Regions from separate parts of the Homo sapiens genome. Here all the other regions are linked to region 1. A link is an interaction called in ENCODE POLR2A ChIA-PET data of the cell type or tissue named here. Cell type or tissue: MCF 10A. All regions are shown on one strand. Each heading gives the region's core, and the rest is flanking DNA. Links, peaks and the distances in the headings are about the cores only. Region 1 has its middle 68 kb from the start of SH3GL3. Region 2 has its middle 36 kb from the start of BNC1-AS1. Region 3 overlaps BNC1 (basonuclin zinc finger protein 1). Region 4 has its middle 39 kb from the start of BNC1. Region 5 overlaps BNC1-AS1 (BNC1 antisense RNA 1). Region 6 holds the start of BNC1 (basonuclin zinc finger protein 1).

Evidence for each region. Peaks named below come from ENCODE experiments on the same cell type or tissue, not always from the same donor. Only the 100,000 strongest peaks of a DNase experiment are listed, where the experiment ranks them.
Region 2: POLR2A ChIA-PET joins it to region 1 with 48 read pairs; 3 of 35 experiments call an interaction of 5 or more read pairs at or near these places.
Region 3: POLR2A ChIA-PET joins it to region 1 with 35 read pairs; 4 of 35 experiments call an interaction of 5 or more read pairs at or near these places.
Region 4: POLR2A ChIA-PET joins it to region 1 with 22 read pairs; 4 of 35 experiments call an interaction of 5 or more read pairs at or near these places.
Region 5: POLR2A ChIA-PET joins it to region 1 with 15 read pairs; 5 of 35 experiments call an interaction of 5 or more read pairs at or near these places.
Region 6: POLR2A ChIA-PET joins it to region 1 with 24 read pairs; 5 of 35 experiments call an interaction of 5 or more read pairs at or near these places.

Annotation. Positions count from the first base shown.
Region 1 is chr15:83,377,199-83,382,454 of GRCh38, reverse strand. No RefSeq gene overlaps it. Among named protein-coding and RNA genes, the nearest start is that of SH3GL3, 68 kb to the left of the region's middle. RefSeq lists enhancers at 2,082-3,281, 2,891-3,721. In MCF 10A, for the core only: a CTCF peak has its summit at 1,622 (motif pointing right); DNase peaks (open chromatin) are centred at 1,594, 2,714 and 3,454.
Region 2 is chr15:83,245,685-83,250,940 of GRCh38, reverse strand. No RefSeq gene overlaps it. Among named protein-coding and RNA genes, the nearest start is that of BNC1-AS1, 36 kb to the left of the region's middle. In MCF 10A, for the core only: a CTCF peak has its summit at 2,363 (motif pointing left); a DNase peak (open chromatin) is centred at 2,360.
Region 3 is chr15:83,275,150-83,280,405 of GRCh38, reverse strand. All of the region lies in intron 1 of BNC1 (basonuclin zinc finger protein 1), which reads left to right. Among named protein-coding and RNA genes, the nearest start is that of BNC1-AS1, 6.2 kb to the left of the region's middle. In MCF 10A, for the core only: no CTCF peak of the experiment used is centred there; a DNase peak (open chromatin) is centred at 2,035.
Region 4 is chr15:83,321,105-83,326,360 of GRCh38, reverse strand. No RefSeq gene overlaps it. Among named protein-coding and RNA genes, the nearest start is that of BNC1, 39 kb to the right of the region's middle. In MCF 10A, for the core only: no CTCF peak of the experiment used is centred there; DNase peaks (open chromatin) are centred at 2,710 and 4,020.
Region 5 is chr15:83,288,276-83,293,531 of GRCh38, reverse strand. The region is part of intron 1 of BNC1-AS1 (BNC1 antisense RNA 1); the gene reads right to left. Among named protein-coding and RNA genes, the nearest start is that of BNC1, 6.2 kb to the right of the region's middle. In MCF 10A, for the core only: no CTCF peak of the experiment used is centred there; no DNase peak of the experiment used is centred there.
Region 6 is chr15:83,282,316-83,287,571 of GRCh38, reverse strand. BNC1 (basonuclin zinc finger protein 1) reads left to right here and starts at 2,908. Exons shown (of 5, transcript NM_001717.4): 1 at 2,908-3,042. The coding sequence starts at 2,944. BNC1-AS1 (BNC1 antisense RNA 1) reads right to left here and starts at 3,560. Exons shown (of 3, transcript XR_932542.3): 1 at 3,478-3,560. RefSeq lists enhancers at 1,747-2,247, 3,017-3,517. In MCF 10A, for the core only: no CTCF peak of the experiment used is centred there; DNase peaks (open chromatin) are centred at 1,241, 1,771, 2,691 and 4,631.

The DNA of each region.
Region 1 (5,256 bases), core at 376-4,375:
AAAAAAAAAAAAGGTTAAGATGGTAGACTTTATATTGCATGCATTTTACCACAATAAAAAACATTTGGGAAAATAAATGGAGGTGGAATGGAAAATTATGTTCTTATATTCTTGATATAGAGGAAACCTTTCTTGAAGTAAGTTGATGTAAGGTTGATAATCTTGACTACATAAAAATGTAAAGCTTCTATAAGGCAAAAGAGTGTTTAAAGTTAAAAGACAAACAGGGATAAAGTCTTCATGACGTGACAAGCAAGGGGATAATATTATTATATAAAGAGCTCCTAAAAATTAATAAGAAAAAAACTGAACACACCTAGTAGTAAATGCCCAATGTCTGGTCAGCATAATAAATAATGATAGCAACAGTTAATTTACAGACTAAGAAATGAAAATAGTGAAAAGGTGTTTTACTTACCCTTACTAATAATCAAATAAATGGGAATTTAAACAATTAAAGATTATCATTTTCTACTTTCAAATTGACAGAAAGTTAAAAAGATGGAGAATACCAAATTTGGGTGAGGGTGTGGAGAAATAGGCATTCTCATGCTTTGTAGGTGAGGGTAGAGATTAAAACAATCTTCCTGGAGGGCAATTTGCCAACATATTTTAAAAACCTTAAAAATGAGCATACCATTTGACCTGTGACCAGCAATTATCTTCCTAGGAACTTATCCTAAGAAATTCATCATGTATGCGTGCGTACATTTGTTTATGGTTAACAGTTGTAAGCAAGCTTAATGTCCAATAGCAGGATTGGTTAAATGATTTTTGGCAGACTTACAGGAAGGAATACTAAACTACCATTAAAAAATAATGTAAAAGAAAATTTACTGCCATGTGAAAAGATTCATGATATATTCTTACATGGATAAAGTAAATTACAAAACAATATGTGTAACATTTAATGTAAAAGAGTGGTTACCTCTGGGGAGCCAGTTGTTTTTACTTTCTTTTTGCATTTTCTTTACATTGTCCATTTTTTAAATAAACAAATACTGATTTGTAATCAAAAGATACATAGTAAATGGTTTTTGTTTGTTTGTTTGTTGTTTGTTTTTTGAGATGGAGTCTCGCTCTGTCGCCCAGGCTAGAGTGCAGTGGCGCCATCTTGGCTCACTGCAACCTCCTCCTTCCCGGGTTCAAGCGATTCTCCTGCCTCAGCCTCCTGAGTAGCTGGGATTACAGGTGCCACCACCACACTTAGCTAATTTTTGTGTTTTTAGTAGAGACAGGGTTTCACCATATTGGTCAGGCTGGTCTTGAACTCCTGACCTCAGGTGATCTGCCTGCCTCGGCCTCCCAAAGTGCTGGGATTACAGGCGTGAGCCATTGTGCCTGGCCGCTATTTTAAAAATTACTATTGTTTGGAGATATCAAACATTTGAGAAATATAATGTCATATTCTTAAATATTCCAGTTCTGTAAGATCTCTTCAACCTGTGGTTATAAATGGAGACACATTATGAGTCATCATTCCTGTTTCAATGTCTCTGAAACCGTTTGCTGAGCTATTCTTCCTGGTTCCCTCAAAACCTCCTCATCGAGTTACTTCTGGGAGGAGAGTTGGGGTATCACAGAGACTTGCCTTCTTGCGCTCCATCCCCATCCAGGTCTGCTGCTGTGAAGCCACTTGAGGGCGCCTCCCCACTGTGACTGTGACACTGTGACCAAAGGGACCTGCCCAGACAGGATGCATGCCTGGGGACACTCTCTCTCTGAGCTCCAAATAGCAAGCCAAGGCACCTGGTGTCCTCACCTGCTGAGCCCCTGCCAGAAGTGAGGAGATGTCCCCCTGTCCCACTCTGGTCACACTTTGACACTTGGACCCCATTATCCCCCAGAATCCTACCACCTCCCCAAACATTCCTCCCACTCTTGTCTTCAGCCCTTCTCTTGATCAACCTCACACAAGGGTGCTGAAGTCCAGCCCCATCAGAGCCTCCTGTTTTTGAGACCTTCTTATCCTCCCTCTTGCCCCAACCCCTACCTCCCATACTGGCTTAAGACCCCTCTGTCCTGTAGCCAGAAAATACAGGTCACAAGCACTAGGAAAAATCATATGACTAGTCTCTCCCCAGTTTAACAGTGGACAAAGGTTTATTGCACTCCTACTGTGTGCAAAGGACGTTGGACATGGGGATGAGCACGCCCCCAGGAACTTCCACCCAGCTCACAACCCAGCAGGGAGGGGTTTGTGTCACATTCACCATCTGACTAGGGAGAGACAGAGTTTGTGGTGAATACCCACATTCTTAGCCTAAGATTCACCTGCTAATTGCATCTTCTAATGTTGTCCAAGTTTTGCTAGGTGACACTCCTCACTCCAAGGAAGCTGTGCCTTTCTTAGGGTAGCCCCCAGGGCATCTTGTTGCCAAAAGGCCTCAGTTTCCCTAGAGATCTCGGTTCCTACACTAACTGCCAAGCGCTGGAAGGGTGGAACCAAGATGAGGCACAGTGGGGCCGGTGCTCAGGAAAGCAGGCTCCTCTGGGGCAGAGAATGCCCGCCAGAGAACATGCCCCCCGACCTGGGCTCCCTTTCGGCCATTGATGAGGAAACCTGTCCCACGTCTGCGGCAGCGATGAGGCCTGGAGGGCAGGGCCTGGCGCTGCCTGGCAATGAGCGTCCCAGGTATTTGGTGAGTCCAGGAGCCCGAGGACTGGGCATAGGGTGGGGCCCGTCTCCAGTCAGTGTTGAAGGGACAGGAAATTCCTATTGGCAGGATGACCTCATGCTGACAGTGCTAGGGCGCGCCCGACAGGGGTTAATCTCAGAGACGCAGTGCCTTGTCCCGGGACAGGGCCCAGGCCACCGCCCGCGGATTCCTCAGAGGAGGGTGCGGGGAGCATCTTTAGAGGCTTGGAAGCTTAAATTACTTGCAGACTCCAGAGCACGGATGCCTTTCATTCGGGCCACCGCTCATCCAACTCCTTCTTCCATGCCCTCGTGTTAGATTTTGGGGCTCTCCTGCAGGTGCCTAGGGAAACTCGGATCCCGCACCCCACAGGGCTGTAAAACCAGCTCCTTCCCGTGCAGCCCAAGTTCCGCAGGGCTTGGAGGCAGGGTGGGTTCCCTCTGCTGGTGCACTCCCTGTCCTCGCCTTGGACCAGGCGGTTCCCCGTAACTCAGGAGTCCGCGATCAGGACTTGCTCAGCGCGGGAACGTCCCCTGCAAGACTGGGGACTGTGGCCGGGACACCTGGGCCAGGGCCAAGGGCGGGGTTGCGCGGTCTCCACGCTTGGCTTGGCCTGGGCCGCGCAGTCTGTGGTGTTGCCAGGTACTCCTGGAATCGCCCCGCGAGTGGTAGGCAAGGGGGTGCGGGTGGGGACGAGACGTGGTAGGGGAGCCTTCTGGAAAAGGCGCTCGTGTCTCAAGCCCCGCCCCCTCCCCCCACCACTCCCAGGTGCAGGTGGTGTGTGTGCCTCAGTGCAGACCGGCCCAGGCCTGTCAGGGCAAGCATCTCCCTCCTCCTCACCCCCACCCCGTTCCCCAGTCCTCCTTGGTCCCTCCCCTTCCCAGTGAGATGAGAGAAGCCACTGGGCACTAAGCATCGGGGCTGAATTGGGGGGCAGGGCGCAAAACAAGAGCCTTCCTTTCTCAAGTTGGGCTTAGAGAGCGCTACAGTTGGTGTGGGCTTCCATTCCATGTTTGTGATCTTTACTGGTATGCGGCATGAATGCAACAATAGACAGATGGGCCAAAGGATGGACGGATAGACTGATGCCCTGACTGTCCTCCCTGCCTCCAGTCCAGGTCTGGAGAGGTTGCGAAGCAGCCTCCCCATCTCTTCCAGTCCTGGAAGGGAAGAGGAGCCAGGAGCAAATTCCCTGACTCCCCCCAGAGCATGTAGGTGGGGCGGAAGTGGAGTCAAAGGTGACCTGACCTGGCAGAGGGAGGTAGTAAAAGCACTCTTGCTCTCCCAGGAAGGCAGCTCAGAACTTCCAGTCACAGAAAAATGGGAAATGGAGCATGGAGTGTCTCAGACTAGAGAAGGAACCCTGAGGAGGTTGATGCTTGGGCAGAGGTGTTAGGGGGAGGTGACTTTTAAGCCTTCAGACTTTGTCCGTTTAGTACTTGCTTTTGTTTATGGTTCCTTAGATGCTTAACCTGAGTGATGTACGTAAAAAATGTAACTCTTCTAAGCAATGAGGAAAAATAGGGAAGGAAACAGTGACTGAGATCTGAGCAAAGCGCCTGGAGAAAGCAAATAGGCCCAGCACTTGCCTGCAGTTTCCTGAGGCTTTGTTCACCTCTGTGTCTTCAGCAACTAGAATAGTGCCTGGCACATAAAAGACCCCCAGTAGCTATTTGTTGAATGAATGAATGAGAAGGGAGGAGAACCTCCAGACCCACCTGTTTCCATCTCTCAGCAGAGTCACCATCTTGCTGTGAGCCAGTCCCTGACTCAGCCCGGCTCTCTGCCAGGTGTCATTCCTTCTCATCCCCTCGGCCACTAATAGGAGGTTGCAGTGAAGGCCACTGCACTCCAGCCTGGGCGACAGAGTGAGACTCCGTCTCAAAAATAAATAAATAAATAAATGAATAAATAAATAAAACTCCACTGATGGCTGCCATGCAGCAGGAATGGCAGGTGGTGGGGCAGATACTGTGAGTCAGACAGAATCTCTGCCCTCTGGGCATTCCCAGTCCAGTGGGGAAAATGGACAAGAGGCAGATGTCATCAGTGGGGTGAATTGTGTGGGGAGAGGATGTGCATGCCTGCACAGGGGGACATAAGTGACAGGGGCTGTGTGAGCCCAAGGAGACCTCACCCATTGCTTAGGAGCAGGACTTTGTGAGTTCCGGGCAGATCCAGGCTTGAATGCCAGCTCCACCCTGGTATAACATCGGGCAAGTTACTTAAGCTACACTTCATTTCTTGCCTACCAAATGGACATGATGCCCTCTTCATAATCTGGTGTGAGATGAAATTGATATAATACATGCTAAATGCTCAGCCAGGGCCAGATACTGAATGTTAGTGATTCTTGTTAAGGGAGCATTCTTGTTAAGGTATTAAAGAGAAGGTGACATGGCTTAAAGGAGGACAAGGAGCAAAAAAGAGAGTAACTTGGTGATTCTAAGTGAAGTTATGGTAACTAAGCATGCCTGTAGAAGGAGAAAAGCTAAGAGAAAGGAGGGAAAGAGAAAATTCCCTCCGAGGGAAAGAGAAAAAGAAAGAGAAAGAGAAAATGTCTGATGAGAAGAGCAGGCTTGGGTTTCATGGGATGAGATGGAGAGGAACCTACCAG
Region 2 (5,256 bases), core at 823-4,822, 130 kb after region 1:
TTGTTTATCCATTCATCAGCCAATGGACATTGGATAGTTTCCATTTTTTGGCTATTATGAATAATGCTGCTATGAACATTCATGTACAAGTTTTTGTGTGGACATATGTTTTCAATTCACCTGGGTATATACCTAGGAGTGGAATTGCTGGATCATATGTTAACTGTGTGTTTGACTTTTTGAGAAACTGCCAGACTGTTTTCCTAAGGTCACTGATTCTTAAACATAGCTACACACTGGAATCACCTGGGCAACTTTTAGAAAGTGCTGTTTCCTAGGTCCCACCCTCGGAGGTTCTGATGTAATTGGTCTACTTTGTGGCCTGGGCAGGGGGAGTTTCAAAGTTTCCCAGGTGATTTTCCCCAGCCTGGGTTGAGAATTTCTGATATAGACGAAGGGGACTCAGAGGTGTTGTATGCATCAATAACTCTTGAATCTGCCCTCTGAAGTCAGTGTTTTTAGATCTGTTTGATTGTGAGAATTTTCTGGGACACTTAATAAAAATACGTATTCTGGGCAGGTGCAGTGGCTCATGCTTGTAATCCCAGCACTTTGGGAGGCCAAGGCTGGAGGATTGCTTGAGCCTGGGAGTTTGAGACCACCCTGGGCAATATAGCGAGACCTCATCTCTACAAATAATAAACAAAATTAGCTGGGCATGGTGGCACATGCCCGTAGTCCCAGCCACTCAGGAGGCTGAGGTAGGAAAATCACTTGAGCCTGGGAGGTTGAGGCTGCAGTGAGCCATGATCACACCACTGCACTCCAGCCTGGGCAACAGAGTGAGACCCTGTCTCAAAACAAACAAACAAACAAAAACAACCTAGGCCCTTCTTCTGGAAATGTCCTACGTAGAGGGTCTCAGAAGGGTACTGGGAATCTGAAGGTTCAACATACACTTCAGGTGTATTTTATGATCTGGCAAATTTCTAAGCAATATCTTAGATCCTCCTTGTTTCTTAAAATGTGGGCCCTGACCAGTATCGTCAGTATCACCTGGAGCTTGTAAGCAATGCAAATTCTAACAACAACTAAATCAGAACCTGCATTTTAACAATTCTGCAGTGACTGTAAGCACATTAATAACTTAGAAGCACAGTGTTAGACTACCAGCCTCAAGCAGTATAGTCCCCAAACAAGCGGTTCTCATACTTGAGCATGCCTTAGATTCTCCGAAAGGCTCATTAAAACACAAGTTGCTCCCAGAGCTTCTGATTAAGAAGGTCTGAGATGGGGCCCAAGAATTTCCATCTGTAATAAATCCCTGGTGGTGATGATGTGCCATACTGGGGACTACAGTTTGAGAATTTCTGGTCCCTCGTCTGGACCACAATTTCTCAAACTTGGCACTATTGACATTTTTGGACCAGATCATTCTTTCTTGTAGGGAATTGTCCTGTGTTTTGTAAGATGTTCAGCTGCTTCCCTGGTCTCTACCCACTAAATGCCATAGCACCCCCAAAATTATGACAACCAAAAATATCTCCACGCATTGTCAAATATTCCCTGATGGGAGTGGGTGACAAAATAGCCCCCAGTTGAGAATCACTGGTCTAGACTCTTCTTAAAAGGGAAAAGTCCTGCTACTCATTCTGTTCATGGGAAGAAAAGACTCAGTCCCTGACTTGGGCAGCCTCTCTCAGCCTCTCCTCCCACCTCCTCAGATGCTGGGGCATCTACAGAGGAGCTTGAGACCCCTGAGGGAAAACCCCTTTGGACCAGGATTTCCTCATCTGGGGAAATGAGAGCCTGTTCTTAGCTCCCTGGCAATCGTGGGGCTAGAAGAGAAGCATCTGACTGAGTCTCTGGACACCAGCTGTGCATTCCTGAGCAGGTAGCCCAGCCTGTCACCCCCCTTCTCACCCACAACTCTTTTTTTTTCTTTATTTGTCGGTTCACAATGCCTCCACGTTTATCTATTGAAATGTGTGGGTTGTTCCCTGTCCCTATGCTTCTATCTACTTATTGAAATGTGTGCATGTTGGTTCACAGTGTCTCAAAATCTACATATTTATTGAAATGTGTGGTTGGCTCAGTGTGCTTCAACGTCTTTTGCTCTTTCTTCTGCAAGACATGCTCTGGCTGATCATTAAAGCCAGATTAGTCAAGAAACTTTAAAAGCAGCCACAGGCAAACTGTTTAAAGAACAGAATGCCTATTGGTCACCTGATTCTTTTAAAACTACACCCTAGAAATCTGTGTGATTGGGAATTTTAATTAGTCTGAATTGCTATACTTATGTTCTTTGCAGAGAGCTAAGACTACTGAAAAAAAAAATTGTTTTTTTAAAGGAGCTTCCTAGCTTTCCAATCTGTGATGCTGGTTAGCATTTCAGATTGTTAGGAAATAGTGCCCTCTGCTGGAATTACTTGGTTATTGCAATAGGCATTGTGCGCTACTTCTGAGTCCTTTCAGACCTCCGAGATGTATTATGTTTGGAAAGTCCCCTGGTGACCCCATGTACCTCTTCCAGTTACAAGGCTAGCTGAAAAGAGGACATATTTTCTGAATGGTCTTAATCCTGCTTCCAGGAATTGAGTGCCTCAGCCTAGAACATTGGATTGGAGTAGGTTTCCCACGGGCTTCCCCCGCAACTCCCGAGATGGCATTTGCCTTCCGGGAGAAGAAGCTGAATCCAGAGCCCCTCCGGGTCACCAGCCACACCACACGCAGAGGACTGATGTGGTGGAAAGAACACGTTTGGGGACTCGAGGGTCCTGGCTTCAGCTTCCACCTCTGCACATCCCTAGCTGTGGGGCCTTAAACATCTCTAATGCTGGAGCCCTCATTTCCCCATCTGTAAAATTGCCGTTTCAGACTGTACTTTGAGGGGTTCTAGGGAACCTCACAGGTGCCTCACAGGCCGTTCTGGAGGGAGAGCTAAAGAGGAGATAAGAAGTAGCTTGGACAGCTCCCAAGCACCACACGAGCTCCTTCCACTTCCATCTGGTTTCATGTACATTTAATATTTTGTTCTATGTTCTGCGGCTAAAAAAGACTTTCCTCTTGAAAACCATGCAGTAGGTGACCTCTAGAATTCTTCCAGCACTTTCTCTGATTCCTACCATGAGTGTTTCTGTGAGGAGGTGTGTCTGTGTGTTGTTGCTCTAACCTGCACCACCCTGCCCTGCTTTTTGAGCCAAGTTAAGGAGAATGGTAAGGGCTGAGGGTGTTCTCTGTCTTCTTCCTGAAGAGCATCCAGCCCAAAGTAAATGTTCAGTATGTGTGATAAAAATGGCTCCTTCAAATTTACAGCCCTAAATGCCCACATCAAAAAGTTAGAAAAATCTCAAATTAACAACCTGACATCACAACTGAAGGAACTAGAGAAGCAAGAGCAAACCAACCTCAGAGCTAGCAGAAGACAAGAAATAACCAAAATCAGAGCTGAACTGAAGGAGATTGAGACATGAAAAACCATTCAAAAGATCAACGAATCCAGGAGCTGGTTTTTTGAAAAAATTAATACGGTAGACTGCTAGCTAGACTAAGAAAGAAGAACCAAATAAACTTTGTCATTTACAGAAATACAAATAACCGTCAGAGACTACTATGAACACCTCAATGCAAACAAACTAGGAAAATCTAGAAGTAATGAAGAAATTCCTGGACATATACACCCTCCATAGCTGAACCAGGAAGAAATTGAATCCCTGAATAGACCAATAACAAGCTCCAAAATTGAATCAGTAATAGGTAGCCTGCCAACCAAAAAAACCCCAAGGCTAGACAGATTCACAGCTGAATTTTACCAGATGTACAAAAAAGAGCTGGTACCATTCCTGCTGAAACTATTCCAAAAAATTGAGGAGGAGGGACTCCTCCCTAACTCATTCTGTGACACCAGAATCATCCTGATACCCAAACCTTGTAGACACAACAAAAAAGAAAACTTCAGGCCAATATCCTTGATGAACATTGATGCAAAAATCATCAACAAAATACTAGCAAACCAAATCCAGCAGCACATCAAAAAGCTTACCCACCACAATCAAGTAGGTTTTATCCCTGGGATGCAAGTTTGGTTCAAAATATGCAAATCAATAAATATGATTCATCACATAAACAGAACTAAAGACAAAAACCACATGATTGTCTCAATAAATGCAGAAAAGCCTCAATAAAATTCAACATCCCTTCATGTTAAAAACTCTCAACAAACTGGGTATTGAAGAAACATACCTCAAAATAATAAGAGTCATCTATGACAAACCCACAGCCAACATCACACTGAATGGGCAAAATCTGGAAGCATTCATCTTGAAAACTGGCTCAAGACAAGGATGACTTCTCTTTGCACTCCTATTCAACATAATATTGAAAGTCCTGGCCAGAGCAATCAGGCAAGAGAAAGAAATAAAGGGCATCCAGATAGCAAGAGAGGAAGTCAAACTATCCCTATTTGCGGACAACATGATTCTATATCTAGAAAACCCCACTCGGCCCAAAAGCTCCTTGAACTGATAAACAACTTCAGCAAAGTCTCAGGATACAAAATGAATGTGCAAAAATCACCAGCATTCCTATACACCAACAACAGTCAAGCTGAGAGCCAAATCAGAAACACAATCCCATTCACAATTGCCACTAAAAGAATAAAATACCTAGGAATACAGCTAACCAGGGAGGTAAAAGATCTTTACAAAAGGAATTCTAAAACATTGCTCAAAGAAATCAGAGATGACACAAACAAATGGAAAAAAATCCATGCTCGTGGACAGGAAGAATCAATATAATTAAAATGGCTATACTGCCCAAGGCAATTTACAGATTCAGTGCTATCCCTATCAAACTACTAATGATATTCTTCACACAACTAGAAAAAACTATTTTAAAATTCATATGGAACCAAAACAGACCCTGAATCGCCAAGGCAATCCTAAGCAAAAAGAACAAAGCTGTAGGCATCACGCTACCCAACTTCAAAGTATATTACAGGGCTACAGTAACCAAAACAGCATGGTATTGGTACAAAACCAGACACATAAGACCAATGCAACAGAATAGAGAGCTCATAAATAAGACCACACATCTACAACCATCTGATCCTCAACAAAACTGATAAAAACAAGCAATGAGGAAGATTCCTTATTCAACAAATGGTGCTGGGAGAACTGCTAGCCATAAGCAGAAGATTAAAACTGGACCCCTTTCTTATACCATATACAAAATCAACTCAAGATTGATTAAAGACTTAAATGTAAAACCTAAAACTATCAAAACCCTAGAAGACAACCTAGGCAATACCATTCTGGA
Region 3 (5,256 bases), core at 386-4,385, 100 kb after region 1:
TGCTAAAGTGTAAGTGTTTTGCTCTGTATTTTTTTCCTCAGGCTGATTCAACTATGTTCGGAAAGTTCCCTTTACATGCAATTAATATCTTTTGGTTTTTTGTTATCAAAGGTTTCTAAAGATTACCTCTGAGGTTTCCCAAATTAGGTTATAAAGGAAAAAATATATCCATATAATTTACATTTCTGTACAGTTCTTAAATTTTTTTAAAGAAGAAATATTTGGCTTGGCTTTTAAGGTAGTGTTTGCATGTTTTTCAGCTATTTCATAGATTTTCAGTTTTTGAAACTAATAATTTTAAGAAAAAAAGCACAGACATTAAATTATTTTGGCACACAGTTTATACTTTGATTCATAGACATCAAAAGAACAAGTATTTTCCCCATCACAGTCTTTGAACTAAGCAGCTAGAGAACACTACAAATGTGTCATGCATACTTTAAACTCACAGGTAGACTCAGCCCAATCAATATCTGTCACTTGAAGGAGCTCTACCTCCCACCTGCCCTTTCTCTGCCAGACCCTTCTCCATGCCCTCAGTCTTTGGTCTCTCATTTCATCCTCATACTTGGAGTGAGAAACCAGATTTTGTCCATTCTCCTTTAGTGTTGTGTTTATATTGCAAATGCTGACTACCTGGTTTCTGAGGCTCCCCACATCTCCTTTTAACCATGCTTGTGGTAAACAGTGCCTCCCCATTGTAGAAAGCCAATGATCCTATGAACCCAATAAAGAGACTCCTGGCTGCTCATCTGGACAGCCCAGGCCCACCTTATTTTGTCTTTCAAGGTAGGTCTCACTGCCCGTAACAGAGACCTGTGCTCTGTGGCCCAGGCTCCTTGGCCTGACACATATGTACATGTTAAGCTTTACATTGTACCTAGGCTTGTGGTATTTCTTGCATGCACTGATGAGAGCATGCCTTCTTCCTGGAGGAAGCCCTCTCTGGCCTCTCTGTACAACCTTGACTTCTCCATTTCTCCTATCCCACTCAAACTATTTAATTTGGGGGAGAGTAGGAGTTTGACTTATTTTTTTCACTTTTTATTATAGAAGATTTCAAACAATCAAAATTAGAATGAAACTTGATGTAATATGTGCTTGGGGATTCAACAGTTACCAACTTTGGGCCAGTCTCATTTCATCTGTATTTCCTACCCATCATAACCAACACTAGATTACTTTAAAGCAAATCCTAGGCATTATATAATTTCATTCATATATATTATAATATGAAGCTCTAAAATACAAAGGCTCTTTTTTAAAAAACCAGGGCAATATACCATAGAGCACCTAAAAAATTAACAATAACTGTAATGTCATTAAATTTCTAATTGGTGTTCAAATTTCCTTGATTACCTGACAAACTTTATATTACAGTTGGTTTCTTCAAATCAGGATTCAAGTAAGGTCCGTACATTGTCTTTTTTAATATATAGGTTCATACTTTACTTTTTTCCTTGCAATTTATTTGTTGAAAAAGCTGGATCATTTGTCCTGTAGAGTGCTCCCTGGTCTGAATTTCAATGATTATTTCCTTGTAGTATCATTTAAACATTCCTGTATCTCCTGTATATTCTTAAATTGGAGTTGAGTAAGAGGCTTGATCCAATTCAGGTTTGAACTTTTTTATCAAGAACACCATATGTGTGGTGGTATGTATCCTTCAGTCCAGAGACAAATGGCCTCCTATTTTTCATTAGGAGTTGCGGAATGGTGATACTCCAGTTCTTCATTTATTTGATCCACATTCAGAGATAATCTTTGTCTCATCAATGATTTTTTTACCCTGAAATACAGGTTATATAGCAAAGGATACACATTTGATTTTTTTCCTTTGTTTACCAATTTTCAGAATAGTTAGTTGGTTTCCTAGCATTTTCTAAAAGTGGCCAATGAGTTTTGTTTGTTTTGAGTATATTTTGAATTCCTAGATTTTAACACAGTGAATGACTCATGCTAATTTTTGACAAATCATATTCTCTACTCTGCTGTTTTTGACCAACCCAGTTGTGTGATTTTTTCTTGCAGTCATTCAAGTCTTCCCTAGTGTCAGACACTGGCAATTACTCATCTTTGTATCTCCATGAAGCTCCCCATGGTTACCAAGTACATAGTAGATGCTTTAGAAACAAACAAATAAAAACCTTGTTAAATAAATGATTATCATTTTCTTAAACTATTAGTGGAAGATGATGGCATGATGTGTTGAGTGTCTGCCCCATGTGTGTTTCTCAAGGTCAGCTAAAGTCCGACACTCTCACCTGCAGATAAGCTGCCTCACATTAAAGGACTTAGTGGGCTTCACCTCTCTTCTTCCCGGTTGTCCTTATTACCTATTTGGCAAAGGGTGATACTATTTTTCAGAATCCTAGTTGTACCTCTGTGGGTTTTCATATGTAAGAAAAACAATGGGAAACTTAAAAAGAAAAAGTGAAAGGAGTGAAAAGTGAGAGGTGGGAAGGTAAGGAGAAAAAAAAAATCCAGTTCTAATAAGGAAAGTAAGAAGTGCAGAGGCAAAGTAGCTCCAAAGAGCAGTGGGGTAGAGAATTAACTCCCACCCTTGAATGATGCAGTTTCCTAAACCAGGAAGGCTAGCTCTGCAGCCACAGAAAGAGTAAGAATGACAATTTCACAACAGGTTAAGTGAAGCCAGGCTCTCCACCTAGACACCAAAGGTAGCCCAGCTGCTTTAAAAGATGTCTTGTTTTATGTGTCCTGATTGGCAGTTTTTGATATGCACGTTAGCAACAATTATCTATATTCAACATTTAAAAAGTACTACTTAGAAAAAACTGGCCAGGCGCGGTGGCTCATGCCTGTAATCCCAGCACATTGGGAGGCCGAAGTGGGCAGATCATGAGGTCAGGAGATAGAGACCATCCTGACTAACATGGTGAAACCCCATCTCTACTAAAAATACAAAAAGTTAGCCGGGTGTGGTGGCATACATCTGTAGTCCCAGCTACTCAGGAAGCTGAGGCAGGAGAATCACTTGAACCCGGGAGGCAGAAGTTGTAGTGAGCCAAGATCCCACCACAGCACTCCAGCCTGGGCGACAGAGCCACACTGTCTCCAAAAAAGAAAAAAAGTGAATCAGGAGTTCAAGACCAGCCTAAGCAACATAGTGAGACCCCCGTCTCTATAAAAACATTTTTTTAAAAATTAGCTGGTTATGGTGGCATGCGCCTATGTGAGATTTGGGAGGGCGAATAAAGTGGGAGGATCCCTTGATCCCGGGAGGTAGAGACTGCTGTGAACAGTGATCACTGTCCTCCAGCCTGGGTGACAGAACAAGACCCTGTCTCAAAAAAAGAAAATCCTGAAGCATTTTTATTGTAAACTTGGTGGCTGTTAAAAAGTGATTTGTGGTTTGCCAGACTGGGTTTTTAAATTTAAAGTTGAAGAGTTACGATTTTTTTCCACTGAGAATCTGGCATAGCCTTAGAATCTCACACGTAAGAGAGGACCACAGACTCTAAAACTTAACTTCGGTGATCTCTGCTAGTGAGTCATTTTCCACGTGGTTTTTACATGGCCCTCTCCATAGTCAACTGGAAGATCAGTGTGTAAACTAGAAACTGCATTTGGCTGCAAATTAAAAGAATTCCTAAATAATAGTTGCTACTCTTTCTTCTCAGCCATCCTTAGGGCATGACCTCGGTATTGCCTCATAGTCACAAAATGGTATCTGAGCTCCTGCCATCAGGTTCTTGTTCCAAGAAAGAGGAAGAGGGAAAGGCAGACAGGTCTTACAGTAGAGTCATCTGCTATTTATGAGGAGTTTTCTACAATACTTCACCCAACAATTTGTATTGTATACCATTGGTCAGTACTTAAGTCACCTGACCACCAACTGAGACTTGGAAATTAAATTTATTTTTACTAAGGCATATTGGGGAAAAAGATAACTGGGGGAAAAAGATTAATAATCAGTAAGCATAGTACAGTTCTCTCATTGATTTGTTCAATCATTCGTTTACTTTCTCAGATAATACCAGTGGAGGGCTTACCAAGTATCAGGCCCAGTGCTAAGTGTTGGTTTGGAGTTTTAGTTGTTTCATTGCCTCTTGCAGGAATGATTCATTGTGAAGCAACTTTTTTAGGGGCTTTTACCTTAGATATTTTTGGTAGCTCTGTGCAGAGTCGGACAACCAGAGCCCAGAAGACCGAAGAACTTACTTGTTGTGGGTCTGGCAGCAGTAACAGTCTCACTGTTTTGATTGATTGCTTCAGCTCCCCATCTGTGTATCCACATTAATATGGCTAACAGGCCTCTGAGGTAGGCAGGAGTAGGTTTCCAGCCCACATGATGGCCAAAGGCACCAAGGCATGGAGCTGAAGTTTTTACATGGCTTAACTGGAAGTAAGACATAGGTTGAGGCCAATCCTAGGTTTTACTACCTCTCAGTGAAAGGTGCCCGGTGAGGTGAACGGGAAGGGGCTCGGGCTCCCCAGCCCTGCAGCCAGAGGTATCTTTTTAACAGGGAGATTATATTCATTTCATACATAAAAAAAAAAAGGCTTACTGTTAAAATCCAGACTCCTTCACCTGCCCCACAAGGTCCTATGCACAGTGGTCTCTGACACCTGTCTTATTCTCATTTTCTGCTAATAACCTCAACAACTTCACTCCAGCTACATTGGCCCCTTAACTCTTCCCTGAACACCCATCTCTATTGTGCCTGAGAGCCTTTGCACTTGCTATGCCTTCTCCCTTAAATACTTCCTCTCTCTCCAGTCTGCACATGACCAACTCCTTGGCATGCCTTGGGACTCAATTCACATGTTACCTCCTCAAAGGCTCTTGATGATGACTCAATCTAAAACATTCTTACTCCTGTCCCTATCCCTCCATGCCACCCAGTTAAATCATTAGCATAGCTTTCTTCTTAGTTTTTTTTTTTTTTTTTTGAGATGGAGTCTCTGTCGCCCAGGCTGGAGTGCAGTGGCACAATCTCGTCTCACTGCAACTTCCACTTCCCGGGTTCAAGCAGTTCTCCTGCCTCAGCCTCCCAAGTAGCTGGGATTACAGGCATGCGCCACCACGCCTGGCTAATTTTTGTATTTTTAGTAGAGATGGGGTTTCGCCATGTTGGCCAGTCTGGTCCTGAACCCCTGACTTCAGGTTCCCTGCCTCGGCCTTCCAAAGTGCTGGGATTATAGGCGTGAGCCACTGCGCCTGGCCTCTTCTTAGTTCTTTCATAACACTTGCCTTATTCTGAAATGATACTGTTTGTTGTTCATTTCCTGTCT
Region 4 (5,256 bases), core at 561-4,560, 56 kb after region 1:
CTGGAATGTGGAGACATGGGCCTCCCTCACTGCAGTCCAGATGGAAGCTGATCTCTGAGAGGCCACTCATGGTGAGTGAGTGAGGCCTCCAGCCAGGCGGTGAGGTTGAGCTGAAAGAAGAAAGTTTCCTAAAAGTAAAACCCAGACCTTCGCCGGGCATGGTGGCTCATGCCTGTAATCCCAGCACTTTGGGAGGCCGAGGTGGGCGGATCATCTGAGGTTGGGAGTTCGAGACCACTCTGACCAACATGGAGAAACCCCCGTCTCTACTAAAAATACAAAATTAGCCAGGTGTGGTGGCACATGCCTGTAATCCCAGCTACTCGTGAGGCTGAGGCATGAGAATCGCTTGAACCCAGGAGGCGGAGGTTGCGGTGAGCCGAGATGGCCCCATTGCACTCTAGCCTGGGCAACAAGAGCAAAACTCCATCTCAAAACAAAAACAAAAACAAAAACAAAAACCCAGACCTTCTTGAAGACTACTTTGAGATCTTAAAATGCATATGCATACAGAGAGGGGGAAGAGGGGCTGTGTATATTGTCTAGGGAGGACAACAAAAAGAAGACCTGGCAGTGGAGATGGAGGAAATAGACAAGTTGAGGAAATAGGAATGGGAACTGTGTTCTAATAGTCAGGGTTCTCCAGAGAAACAGAACCAATAGTGTGTTGGGAGTGTGCGGGTACATTAAGAGATTTAAAGAATCGTCTCACGTGATTGTGGGGGCTGGCAAGTCTGAAATCTGTAGGGCAGGCTGGCAGGCTGGCAACTACAGTAAGATTTCTGTGTTAGTGTTGAGGCAGAACTCCTTCATCTCTGGGAAATCTGTCTTTACTCTTAAGGCTTTCAACTGATTGAATGAGGGTACCCAGATTATTGAAGGCAATCTCCTCTACTTAACGTCAACTAATTGTAGATGTGAAGCATATCTACGCTAGTGTTTGACCAAAGAAGTGGGCACCATAGCCTAGCCATGTTGATACATAAAATTTAACCATCACATGTGAAAATTAAGTGAAGTCCTATGGGTATTAACAGCATGAAAAGGAGTCTTGGGATGATGACAGTGAGGAAACAGAAACTTGTAGATAGGGACCCATGGGATGGGGGTGGGGAGCATGAGAAAAGGTTAACTATAAGCTCCTCACTTTGCAGATTAGCTGAAACTCTAAAAGGATTTATTCAGTCCATTGCACCTAGGTGATCAGGGAAGCTCCTCCTAGGCTGGCATCTTGCCTCTAGCTCCAACGTGTCTGAATCCAGCGTGCAAAGCCTGGTTTTGAGTGGGGAGGCAGAACAGGAGACTAAACCACCTTTGGTTCTGCCTGAGTCAGGTCTTTAAAGGGAAGATCATTTAGTTTATCTAAAGAGCTGTGAATTCCCACAGCCTTAGGCAGACTCATATTCCAGTGTAAGCACAAAAACAAATTCTAAAGCCAAGTAAATGACTGGTGATGAGCCACAGGTATGTATTATCATGACCATTGCTTTACCCTGTGAATTTTCTCTGTGAAGGGAGGGGAATCCACCCCAAAAATATGAGGTTTAGACAACTTTTTGGGGACTGTTTTTAGTGCTTGGTACTGAAATGGTGACTGGCAGACAGGTCAGTGCACACAGTGTACTGCTGATGACCTAAAGGAAAGAGATACATTATGCATGACAGTTTCTCTGGTGCTTGCAGCTCTAAGGATCAGCTTTTAAGCAAGCAGAGCTGTGATTTCTATAAAGGAAGATCTCTGGGTAGACAGGAAGGCCATAGTTTTTGATGAGGTGAAGTGATGACTGAAGTAGATTTGACTTTCCCAGCGTCTAGGTAGGAGGAGAACATGTGTGTGTGTCTTTGCCAAAAATGGCAGCCTAACAAGTCTATCGATGGTGTCCTCATGCAGTATCAGTGAATTCTGCAGAGGCTGGGAGGTCTGCAGATGAAAGCACTGTGGAGTAGAGCCCTCCATGGCCTGGTTTCTGAGCAATTGGTGTGAACAAATGCTAAGAAATGTTTCCACATCTGCCCAACCATATTTGCCCATGAAAACTACGTACCATGACTTCTGCCTCAGTACAATATTTGCTGCTATTGGCCAACCAAGGGGTTGTGGGTATGTATAGGCTGCCCTGGGATGTCTCTGTCCTTGTCTCTTCATCCATGTGTCTTTCTCTGAACGACATTATGTGTGGTTGCCTGCTTCCTCTCAAACACACAGAAGTGTGTGTGTGTGCACATGCACTTGTGAGCAAGTAGGCATACACATTTCCTTCTTTGTAATCAGAGCAGGTAGGATTCTTGTAAAGTCTGTCTCAGTCAGTTTAGAACATTGGGACAAATTCTACACTCAGATCTTTCTATAAAGGGGAGGGGCAGGTGGAGGCCTTGGAGGCTTACCAAGGGGCACAGAGGGGTATCCTTGCAGGCAGCATGGGCTCCTGGAAAGCCACACCAGGACACAAAACTCAGTCACTAAACAGTTTTTCCCAAACAGCCTGCCATGCAGTTGCATTTGCGATTATTCAAAATAACACGGAGCAAAAAGGCACTGCACCCATGTTCCCTGGCAGCTCACTGAGGTCTCTTGACACACTGCTGGGTACAGGAAGGGGCGTTTCTGCCACTCCATGTAGTTTAAGCACAGATGTTCCAGGCAGCCTCAGAATCAAGCTGACACATCCCACAGCATGACAACTGTGGCGCGAGGTTCTCAGGAAGGGCTGAGTGTGAGCATTAGGTCACTGAGCTCTGTTACTGTTTAACCAGCCTCAGCCTGCGTCATGGTGACACACATCTGCTGACTGGACGCATCGGTGCATCGTGCTGTAGGCTGACTGGTGGGCCATGCTTGAAAGACTCCTGGCATGTACCCCTTCCCGCATTCTTCACTCTTGACTGAAAGCATATGCTCTACACAATTGGGATAGTGTTAGCATGTGGGTCCGAGGCAGCTTCCTACACATCTGGCTTAGGCTGGTTGAATCGCTTCCCCTGGGAGGGTGGCTTCCAGCTCTGTGACATCTGGCCAGTGGCAGGAAGTGTCTGGATTCATCCCAGAGTGAATTTTATCTCCACATGCTTTTCCAATTTCATCAGGGCCTCCATGCTACATTCCGAATGACATGTCCACATTTGCCATGGACAAGAATGACAGATGGAGAAAAATCATCTTTGACCCTTAAAAGTCAGTCACATTTTATAAGATAAGAGCTTGGGCACAAAAGGTATTATAGGAGAGAACTCCAGAGATGGCTTGAAATATTACATAAGTTATACATGATTTAGCTTTTGGAAATAAAAGCGCCTACCCAAACTGCTGGCATAGCAAAGCAATGAAAACAGCATTTAAAATTTTTATTTTTCTTTTTTTATTGAGGCATAACTTACATAGAGTAAAATGCACAAATCTCAAGTGTGCCCCCTGATGACTTTTTAATTTTTACACATGCACATACCCAAGAAGCCACCACCCAGACCAAGGTTTAGGACACTCCCAGCACTCCAGAGACTCCCTTATTCCCCTCCCTTCACGGTGGACAGCCTACCCGCAAAGGTTCTCACTGTTCTGGTCTCTATCACCATAGAGGCATTTTTATTTTGGGGTCTTACTGGTTTAACAGATATCTCATCATAACACTCTGTAAACTTCCATGCACTTGCATGAAAAGTCAAGTTTCAGAAGAAAAGGTTTTGTAACACTCTATGCTCCAGCATGTGGCGATCTTCTCTTCCTATATCCAATGTTTCACAATTGAAGAAGAACCTATTCCTGGAGGAAAACTTTTTTTGCCTTTAGCTATGAGGGAGAATTCTGGATTTGTTCTTGTTTCTGAAGCCCATCAGTATCTTGCAGCTGTGTTCATGCATTTGTAAATGTATAGCCACATGCCTTTAGGTCTCCCCTCTTTGAAGGACACCCAGGCCCCAGGCCAAGAACCCCAGCTCTCAGCCTTGCTCTGCCTCTTCCCGGGTCTTGCACCCAACCAGGAATGAGGCCCTCGTTGCAGCTTGCTCCTCTCCAGTTAAAAAAAAAAACAAAAACGCTTAGTCAGACCCAAAGCTAGTTGCTGCAGGCCCCATTCGGTCCTCAGGAAATACCAAGAGAAAAGGCTGCAGGAGAGAGGATTAAACCCTTCTAAGTGTTCGGATACCGTATATCTAACTTCAGCAGCTGTTTCATTAGATTCAGTGGGCACAGCTCCCCACTTTGCCTGACCAGCTGCTCTCTCTCAGAAATCCCCATTGTTGCAAGGAACTGACTTGAGGTATACTCATCTTAGCAACATGGACACACCTTTTCTGGAGGATTAGCCTCTTTGCCACTCTTCTTTTATTTTTAGATGTGAAAGCAACCACTGGGAAGGATCTGGGTTGAGTTTTGGGGGGCAGGGGAAGGAGGCCTTACCCACAGGAAGGAGGCAGTGCTGATGGAAGAGACCTGAAGAAGGAATCTCCATGGAACCGGGGCTGCTTCTGCCCAAGTACAGCACTGACGCTCAATGGGACCCTGGATAGGCCACAGTTTCTCCACCCCCAGTTCTCCATCTGTAAAACGCGGTGCTTAAGTGAGACCAGGCTATTGTATAAAAAGACTAAACGCAGAGCTCTTTGGCTTAGAGTAGGGAGTGTGGGTTTTTGTACTTCCACTGTGTGTTTAGCACCTCCAGGAGGACTTAGGCAACATGGGACTCCATAGATAACCAAAAATTCCTACAAATAGGAGGGAGAGGGCATGCTTTGCCATGTGTGAAAAGGGTAGTCTTTTCCTTCTTGGTGGTCACTGTCCACACATGCCAACTGCCAGCAGAATGACTTTCCAGAGCCTTGTAGTATTTCAGGGGCTGGTCTTTTGGTAAGACAAGAACATCCCGGAGAGAGAACATTCAGGGATGCTCCTTGTTGCTGTATCATGGGATCTTTACTCTCAGACCAGGGCCTTGCCAGCATGCCAGTCTACATAACGGGCTCTGGTCACTGAGCAGAGGCTATCTTGTTTAGAACTACTGAGACAGAACTTTGTCAGAATTTTAAAGGCAGCAGAAAGAATTACTCCATTTGGTCTTTTTATCTATCAGGCTGCTCTTATCCAAGCACTTCATATTACTGAGAATTAAATTCATCTTTTAAAATGTGCCCCATGCAGCTTCCAGAATGATTAATCCTATTTATATATATATGTGCTGTAATGCAAATGCTCTACAACATAGTGGGTTCTGATGTTCACATCCACTTTTGCCCCCACTGAGGCTCTCAGCTGTATGTGGAAGG
Region 5 (5,256 bases), core at 708-4,707, 89 kb after region 1:
GCTCATTATTTTATTATCTCACAACCATTTAAGTGGCATTTGTCATTGTTTGGTTGATGGGATGAAATATCTTTGAATGAATACAGTTGAATGAATAAAGGGAGTGGTGAAAATGTTCCTTGAGGCCTAGAGGGATTTACTTATTGGAAATACACCACATGTCTTTTCAAGGCACATCCAAGGAATCTGGTCCTGTAGTGTTATTCTAGCCAGTTTGCCAACATCTCATTGTTCTCTCCTCTTCTGGTACTGTGGTCTCATTTTAAGACTCAGAAAATCGGGAAGAAACACACACACACATATCAGCTATCTACCCATATTCACTATGGATTTTTCCAGACTCCCTAGGATTAAAGAAATTAATGAACTTTCAGCTGAATAGGACAGAGGCTTTTAAAACGTTACCAACTACTATCCTTAAAGAAAAATGGAAACATCTCCCCCAAAGGCTATTGTCAGTTATGGAATTCAACTTAAGGAGGAAGGTGGTGACATGCTCCTCTTTCCCACTGGACCAAAATTTCAAAGCTTCAAATGTGTGGTAAATCCAACCAAAGATAAAGATTTGCAGGTGTTTTTTGCATAAAAGCAAGAAGGGCAGATGTATCTGAAACGTGCTTCTAACCAAATACGACATCTGCAATCCATTAGGGGTGTCCTGATGAAGGAAAGTGAGAGGAGAGGTTCAGGCAGAAAGCCTGCTCTGCACAAACATCAGCCTGAGGATGTGTCCAACCCTCTGTCAGAATCTCAGGACACCAAGGTCCTAAAAAAGGTGACCTTTCCGGGGGAAACTTACATTTCTGCCAAATAACCCAGTTCCTCTTCTTTCTTGCCTTCTATCAAGTTATCTTTGAAATGTCAGTGCTTTCTCTTTACTCAAGTACACCTACATGTTTTAGTATTTAAGACTTGGCAGCCACCTCAGATAAAGAGAACACTCCCTGCTTTGAGTGTGCAGACCTTCCTTTCCCAACACTCACGGAGAGCGATCTGTGTCCTGATTCAGCTACTTACACTCCCACAGAACAAAGCAGAATTGTCACCACGAACATTACTTGCAGGTTACTCAGTGGTTGTTATACGCCTGTCCTGGACTCCCAAGAAAAACCACTAACTTTTATTAAAGTGTTTGTAGCAAAGCCTGTTGCAAAACATCCATGGCTGTGAAAATGACTCCAAGTTATGTGATTCCTAGAATGGACGTTCAGAAGGACCCTCAATTTTGTTCATATGTAGGATCCATGGTCAGGGCTTGCTTCAGACCTCCCTTTGCAAGTCTTACCTTGAGCTTCAGCAACTGGGCTCAAATTAAACATAGCATGTAATTGGAGTGCTCCTTAAATGAATTCTCTCAATGAGCATACCAAGTCTGTTTCCTGTATAATGTCTCTTACTTGCTTACTGGCCTTTTGATAAACCATTAGAGATGGAGCATTTTGTTAATTACTAAACTCCTGGTGACAGACAAAACTGGCCTGTTAAAACCTGTGCTGTAATTTGAGGATTAAAAGCCACACCTCTGGGAAACATCAGTATCAAAACTGATTTGGTGTTGGAGACAAGGTGTAGAAGCCACAGTTTGACAAAGTAGATTTCCAAGCACAGTTACCAATTACATTTTTAGAAGTCTTCTATTATGCCATTTACAAGAAGGTACTTTTAAGGAGCTACAAGTCAGGAATATGTGTTTAAATCTCTTCATTTATAAATGTATAGGTAAAGCCCACATTTAAGAAGCACCTACAGTGTACAGAAGAGCACTGTGCTAGATATAGCAAAAATCAGCAGTCCTGGGCCGGGTGCGGTGGCTCATGCCTATAATCCCAGCACTTTGGGAGGCCGAGGCAGGCAGATCACTTGAGGCCAGGAGTTAAAGACCAGCCTGGGCAACAGGGTGAAACCCCACTTCTACTAAAAACACAAAAATTAGCTGAGTGTGGTGGCACACACCTGTAATCTCAGCTACGTGGGAGGCTGAGGCATGAGAATCGCTTGAACCCAGGAGGCAGAGGTTGCAGTAAACCAAGATCACACCACTGCACTCCAGCCTGGGTGACAGAGCAAGACTCTGTCTCAAAAAAAAAGGCCGGGCGCGGTGGCTTATGCCTGTAATCCCAGCACCCAGCACTCTGGGAGACCGAGGTGGGCAGATCATGAGGTCAGGAGTTCAAGACCAGCCTGGCCAACATGGTGAAACCCCATCTATACTAAAAACACAAAAATTGGCCGGGTGTGGTGCTGGGCGCCTGTAATACCAGCTACTCCAGAGGCTGAGGCAGAATTACTTGAACCTGGGATGCAGAGGTTGCAGTGAGCCCAGATCGCACCACTGCACTCCAGCCTGGGTGACAGAGCAAGACTCTGTCTTGGAAAAAAAAAACAAAAAAACACAGTCCCTAACCTCCTAAATTTCATAATCCAATGAAGAAAATGTTATTAAAAAATCAAAGTATGTGGTCAGTGCATTTCTGGAAAATATTTTACTTAATAGTAAGGAAAAAACTAATGATTACAGCATCAATGTACTTTGATTGGAAAAATCTCTTCACTTGACCCAGCGTTTGTGGATTGAAGGTCTGTGTCAGGAGGTTCTCTCCTAATCCTCCATCACCAATGTCATCTAAAAATGCAAATAATGAACAAAGACTGTTATGACAGAGAACAGTTGGTATGTCACTTATCCTTCCTTCATCCAGAATAATCTTCCAGTAAAACTGAAGGTAAGTTTCTATATCAGTTGAGAAGCTTTCTCTTAAAAATAAAAAAAAAAAATCTCAAACTGGCTTAAGTGACAAAAGTGATTTAATTTTTCACAGATCCATGAAGCCCAAAGGCTTCAGGCGTGAATCAGAGCTCCAGCTGAATTTCTCTACAATTCTCTGAGCTCTCATCTCCACATGTCAGCTCTATTCCCAGCCCGATTTCCCTTTATTATTCACAAGATGCCAGGAACAACAGGGATTACATGTTATCCTTCTTCACCCCCTATGGGAAAAAAAGAACTCGGCATTTCATGCCCATCAAACAAAAGTTCTGAGTTTTAAGCTGATTGGACGACCTGGAACCAATTCCTGTGCCCAGGAAAATACCTTGGTGCTGATTGGTTTAGGCATGGGTCACCTGAGCCAATCACCTCTGGGACTGGGGTTGATTACCCAGAGAACATAGCTGCTACACTGCGGAGAAGGAATGAAAGGAAGGGTGAAGAGGCCAGTCACACATCATACTGCCTGCTATAATCTTTTTTCATGCACAGCCTGGATTGCTAATTAATTTTTTTATTCAATATCAGACATAAACTCTATAAAGGGGAATCTGTTTTCTATAAAATTTCTAAGTCAGACATTTAAAGTGGTTTTACTTTTTCAAAAACAACAAAATGGGTAACTCAAATTTTTTTTGCAGAGTTCTCTCTTCCCTTAAGAATATACAAAAATTATCCCCCTAAAAATGTTTTTACCATTTGATATCAGTGAGTGAGAATGATTCAAAATTTGTCCTATAGCCCATCTTCCCTAACCCTTTTATCCTCAGTTTCCGAAAGCAATATGACCTAACCAAATATATCCTCCTTCACCTTGGATAATGGATCATTAAATCTGCAGAAGACACCATGTTCCAAGGCATAATGAACTTTAAAAGTTTTCTGATATATGTTCACCAGCCTCCCAAAACCCATCCAAGCAGGACCTGTCCTGTCCTCATGAAACTCGCCCCAAATTCACCAACTCAATCTGTAAAGTGCCTAGTTTAAGGGATTTTCACCAACTAAGTATTTCTTCCACATGTGTAGTACTAAATCAGGGATGTCCAATCTTTTGGCTTCCCTGGACCACATTGGAAGAAGAATTGTCTTGGGCCACACATCAAATACACTAACACTAATGATAGCTGATGAGCAAAAACCAAAACAAAACAAAAAACAAAAAAACTCGTAATGTTTTAAGAAAGTTTAAGAATTTAAACTTTGAATGTTGGGCTGCATTCAAAGCTCTCCTGGACCACATGTGGCCCACAGAACTTAGATTGGACAAGCTTATTACTAAACAAAGTGTCCAGGGATAAGTTAACCTGTGGTATTTTCTTCCCACTGCCTTGGTGATGAAAGAATGAGTTGTCTGGAAGGCAAGCCATTGCCTTCTTGTGACTGTTGCTGACTGTTTAAAGGCCATGGACAACAGCCTAAATGAGAAGCTAACTTCACACACCCCAGACATACCAAAACAATGGTAGCCAAACTTTCAATATTTGCTCCAAGCATTCCACTTGAAAAAATCATTATAAGCCTTCGTCTGTTTCAGAAATGAGAATTTTCTGGTTGCAGAAGATGCCACTGAGGCTCACAAGTTGCATCACTGGCAGCCACATTCAGGCAAGCAGTAATTACGAATCAGGCCTGGGTTTGTTTTCACTTTGGAATTTACTATTGTATTTATCACTTCCTCGCTGACACCAACTCCCACCACCCCCTTGAGATCTGGCAATCTTTGGCAAAACCCAAAATGCCAGGCACAGTGCATTCGCCTCTGTGTAGCACGACCTGCAGGGTATTTTGCTCCCTTCAACCCCAGGCCTTGTGTGAGAAATTGAGGAACAGGAACAATCTTTTGCCACCAAAACCCTGGGCCACATTTGGGATGGCCTCATGTCCTCTCCCTCAAAAGGGAGCAGCCCTGGAGCTGAAGAGGGGAAATTGTGACACCTGTGCCAGGTTTGTGGTAGGCCAGCCTGTCCCCCAGCAGACAGCTGCGTGGGGGGGCCAGTTTGGCCCAAGTGCTGCTTAGTCAGGCTCTAACACCGAGCCAAGCTGCAGATGTGCCCAGACCTGCCGCCACCAGGTGTATGTCTCTGGGCCGGGAGGTGACGGCACAAATGTGACTCTTGCCTCCTGCTGTTTCCTGACACCTCAGAGGAATGTGGAGGACTCAGGAGAGGACACCACAGAAGGCCGACAGGGCCACTGCTCTCTGCCCACCCTGCTATTTCAAAAGGCCTGCCCTGACCCTTTGGCCCTCACCCTGTCTTTCTGCCAACAGCCCCAGGGCTGGCTCCTCCTCCAGGCCACTGGTGGGCTCAAGTGAGAGGCGGCTACCTCCTTAGGCAGATTACCTGCTTGCCTGACCTGCTGTAGTATCATGATGTTCCCACTGTTAGTGCCCAAACCTCTACAGCTAAAAGGTGCTTTTTTTTCTAATACGATTTCCATGATTAAAAATATTCTTTAAAATTTTTTTCAAGCTCATCTGTCCCCAC
Region 6 (5,256 bases), core at 682-4,681, 95 kb after region 1:
TTACCTCCTTATCATCAGGTCACAAAGATTTCATTATTTTGTATCTTCTCAATCTTTCCAATTTTAATAAAGTTTCTTTTAGTACTTGATAATGTAAAGTTAGGGAAGACAATCTGTTTTTATCACTTGCCAAGACAAAGAACTTGCCACAAAAGAAAATGGCAAGGTTGAAACATAGAAGCAAAACGTGAGGACTTTGCAAGAGCAGGATGGGCTCTCAGAGATGCTCTCATTTGCCAGATGAAAAAGGTGAGGTCTAGAGGAGGGAAAGGCCATACCAGACCCCACTGGTAACCAGCAGGAAAACAGGAAGATGGTCTGGGTAGTCTTTACCCAGCCAGTACCACACTCCTGTCTACAGGCACAGGTGGTTTCTCTGTTCCTGTTTCTACTTAACATTTCCAGGGAATGGCAGAGAAGCCCATCAGACCTGAGAAATAAATTTGAGGACTGATGTCAGAGGTCACATGGTACTATCAGGTACATGATTTAAAATGAAACTGCAAAAGATTAATTAGTAATTTTTATCTCGACCTACTGATTCCCTATATGTCGGTCCAAATTGTCACATTTGAAAAAAATGTATCTGTCGATCCCAACAGTACATGTTGGAAGAGGCAGCTTGTTTTCATGTTTTCAAATTATGTACTGCCAGAATCCTTCTTGTGTTTGTAGCCAGGAATAGAGTTACACAGTTGATTCTGATATTTGTTGCTAGCAGAAAGTTTTACTAAAACACATATAATTTAGTTGCAATTAATATAAAGATAATGACCAAAACTTTCAATTGGACAGATTAAAGTTATTGAAGTGGGCCACCGCCTGGGACATAGACATTGTGGTGTATTTATAATAGGCATAGGTGGCATTCAGTAATATTGTCATCAAGGATCTCTCTTGGTTACAATATTATTGTAGGTAACAAATTTAAGTTAATCCAGAAATTGGTTTTAGATGCAGCAGAAAGGAAAGGGGGAGAGGGTTTGCAGAACAGAGACTATTTTATTTAGTCCTACCAATCTGGCCTGAGACAGGCTTTCATATCTGCTTTTATAGAGAAGAAAAGAGGGGCCAAGAAGGCTGACTTCCTCAGCCAGTTTCCAGTTGCTAGGAATGAGCTATCCCTGGGTCACTATGACTGCAAAACCAGAGGTTTATCTGCTACCGTATCTCATAGCACAGAAGCCACTAAGATGAGTAACCACCAAAGGAATTAAGACAAGCACACATCACAACTAGGCTACACAATGCTACTGGCACGATGAAAGAGGCAGAAAAAAGTGCCTGGGGGTCACAACAGGGCAAAAGCACATCGAGTGGAGGCTTGGTGGATCAGGGAAGGTTTCTGAGATGTGGTGACATTCCAGAAAGTCCTTCAAAGATGCACTGTGTTACAACAAACAGAGAAGGAGGTGTTAGAAGAAAGGCCTCAATACGGGGGCACGGAGGAATGAGAGGTAAGCAGTTTAGATGCGGAATGAATCTAGCAAAGCTACATCAAGAAGTTAGCCACGTGAAAAAAAAAAAAAAGAATCTCCTCCCACGGCAAGGTCCATCACGTGAGGCCAGGAGACTTCAAGCCTACAAGGAAAGGCGCCACACATCAGGCCCAGGACACTCACCTGTGTGTCCACCCCAGGAGAGGCAGAAGGACCCGCTGGACCCCAGGACGCCAGGACGCCCAGACACCCACACATTCTTCCTCGTACACCTTGTTCCCTCCTTTCCCTTCTCTTCCCTTCAGAAGCCTTCCACCTGCCTGTGCCTTCCATAGCCACAACCAGGCACACTCTGGGTGGCTGAGGGCAACTCACTTCATCTTCCTTTTCCTCTCAGAGAGGGAAGGAAGAGCTTTGTTTCCTTTTCAAGGATCCCCACCAGCAGCAAGGCAGGTGGAAGAAACTGAGGGAAGAGGAAGCAGGACCCCCGCCGCCCCCCCAGTCTAGCCTTTACAGACTCCTTTTAAGGAGCTGAAGAGGTTGGGAGAGGCTTGCCCTGCCCCGGGGCAGCAGAAACCCGGGCGCTGCTGCAGCAGCTGTGGGCGATCTCCGTCAGCTCCTGGGCTCCAGGATCCTGCGGCCTCAGCCCCTCCGCGTCTACTCTCGGGGCCACCACCTCCAGTTGGCTTCTCCAGGGCACTTCATTTCATTCCGTCCCTAGCATCCAATAAGACGCGAAAAACTTAATCCCATTTTACAACTGAAGCCACTGAGGCCCAGAGAGCAAAGCCATTTGTCCTGGGAAAGTGGTCAAGCTGGGACTTTGACTCTTCAGACCACCCAAGGGAAGGGGTGTGTGTGTGTGTGTGTGTGTGTGTGCGTGTGCGGTGGGGGGCGCTTGTTTTGAGTTCTTAAGAAAACCTCCTGGCGACCCCCTTCTTCCACATCCCAAGACGCTCGTCCCGCACTTTCTCGGGAATGAGGTTTCTGCAGGCGAGGGCGGCGCTGCCTTCTTCCTCCGCGGCAGTGAGACCCCGAGGGCGCCCCAGGGTAGGAGGGGAGGCCGAATCATCTCCTGAGAAGAGCGCCAGAGAACTTCAGAGCGTTTCGCCCTTCCCCGGGAGAGGCAAACACCGACACGTCTGTGTCTTTTACCAACAAGTGCCTTCAAGCCCGGCGGGGGCAGACACCTCCGCGCCGGCCGCCGGCGAGGTCTCCGCGGTCTGCGGGGGCCACGGCCTCGCCTCAGCTGCGCTGATTTAGGGCGTTATCCGGTCCCGGGGCGGGAGGCGGCCTCCCGGGCGGCGAAGCAGCGCCCGCGGCGTGGGGCGACCGCGCGGTGGGCGGAGGGGCAGGGGGAGGGGCGGAGAGGCGTCCCCGGGGCGCAGGGGGCGGGCGTGCGGGCACACGCGGTGCGCGGCGGGGGCGGCCATCGTGCTGCGCAGCCTGGGCGCTTGGGGAGCCGCCCACTTCGCCGGGTCGCGCCCCGACGGCCGGAGCGTGGATGCGGCGGCGCCCGCCGAGCCGGGGCGGACGCGGGGCGGCCCGGGCCCGGGAGACGCGCCGGCAGCCCCGGCACCGCAGCGGTCGCAGGATGGCCGAGGTAAGCGCGGCGCCCTCCGCGGGCGCGGGGATTCTCTGTGCGCGGAGCAGGCGGCCCGGGACGCCGCTGGGCTCCGGCTCCCGTGGGTACCCGAGGGCCACCTCCCGAGGGCCAGCTGGCTACCTGCGCGGCAGCGCGGCCCCGAGGCGCGGCGGGAGGGACCGTGGTCTCCGGCCGGGAGGCGGCGGCGGGGGGGTTGGGGCTCTGGGACCCGTCCCTGCCCGACGTCCCGGAGCTGGCAAACGGTCTCCGCGCCGGATCTGCGGGCGCGTCGGAGGTGCCGGCGGGCCAGCCTGTGGAAATCGGCGGCGGCACTCGGCGGGTACCCTACACGCCACTCTCTGCCGCCCGCACCCCAGGCTTCAGCCCAGGACGTTAGGACTTGCTGTTTCCACCTGTGGGGGTCGACCCCTTCTTTTTTTTTTTTTCTTTTACCTCAGAATTTGTGAAACAGCTGATATTTCACACTGGCCGTCTTTCTCTCCGGGGATTGTTTCTCTGGAGAACGGGGCGCGCGGCAGCCTCCGGTCACTGAGGAGAACTGCGGAGACGGGCGGGCGGCCGTGAGGAGGCTCCCGTCCACTGCGGGACAAATCTTTTGTAGAGCAACAACAACAACAAAAAACAAAACAAACCCACAAGAACAAAAAACCCACGACTGAAAGTCGCTATTTAGACAGGTCCGGTCCGAAAGCTTCCGGGACACAGACCGAGCGTTGACCGTGTGCGGGGCAGATTTGACCAGCTTCACTGCGGACCCTGGAGTCCTTGTCGCGGCTCCGCGCGAGGTGGCCCGTCTTTCAGAAAGCGCTGGGACGGGGCTAAGGCGCTTGGGCTCTGGGCTGGAAGCCGGGCCGAGCCGCGTCCGCCGCTCCGAGGTTTTCCTGGAGTGACAGGAAGTGGGCCTGGGCTGCGGAGCCCGCGGCTGCGCCTGCCGCTTCCTTCAGGGGTTTGCATGGGAAGCGCCGGGACGGGAAGCCCCCGGCCCCCGACTTCGAGCTCCCTTAACAGTCCCGCCCAGCCTGGCCTTGGGACCTGCGAGCGCGTGGCTCGCCCGTCTCGGGAGCGCCCCGTCGGTTCCGTGCTGGGAGCCGGGCGGCGGCGGCGAGGCTGGGGGCCGCGGGCGGAGAAGGAGGAGGCCGCTGCGGGGTCTCCCGCTGCTCCTCCGGAGCCGCCGCCCAGACCCGGAGCCCCGCCGCCGCCTGGCTTTGCCGGAGTTCCTCGGGATTTGTCAGCCAGATGTGACAAGATTGTGGCGAGGCGAGTGAAGGAGATCTGATATTAATCAGCGCGTAGCTCCGAGCCAAACTTTCACAAATGCGGTGTAGAAACATGTTCTTCTCATTTAAGGCATCTCTTTGTGGCTGCGGGGCTGCCACCGCTCCGAGTCTGACAGTTAAGTGGAATGCCATCTCCCAGCCTTAATTGTGTGAGTGAAGTTGTGTGTGGTTGGGGGGCGGGGGGCATCAGACGCTCGGGGGTTCGGTAACGTCCCCTGGTTTTATGGCTGTGCTCGCCTCAGTCCTCTGAAGGCCAGGGCATTTAAAGCGGCCCAGACGCCTGGTCTCAGCCAGGCCTCTTGCTGTTAACACTTAAGGGGCCTAAAAGAGGCCCCACCGGTGTCCTGGGAATCCCTGTCAGGGAGAGAGAGAGTGTGTGTGTGAGGGAGAGAGAACATGTGTTACTGCATAGGACCACAGAGCAGATGTAGCAACAATTTTTTTAAAAATATATTCTTTTCATCAAAGCGACAAGATTTTGGCTTGACAGTAAGTGAATTGAAAAACAGCATTTGGCAGATTTTTTTTCATTCGCTGTTTATTTAATTTGCTATTCGATTTTATGGGATCTCTTGATAAGATTCTAAGTCTTCGACCCTGAGTTTGCAAATACGTGTTAATGTATTGAAACTTTTGTTCAGTGATGGATACACTGACTCTCTTTTCATTGATCCCTTCCCAGATTCGTTGATACATATTAAAACCTTGTTAAAATAGTTTGTCAAAATAAAATTTTGTACATCATATAAAAGAACATTACTTCAGATGTTACAAATTGTACTGGATTTGATTTGCTCTTTAAAGAGGTGTGAAAAGATGGCTTCTCCTTTTGTGATGATGAATTTTAAGAAATAACTTTATTCTTTTTGGCATACTTTCAGATGGTTAAAACGAATAAGATACGAGTCATCGTTTGATTTCTCATCTAATAAGT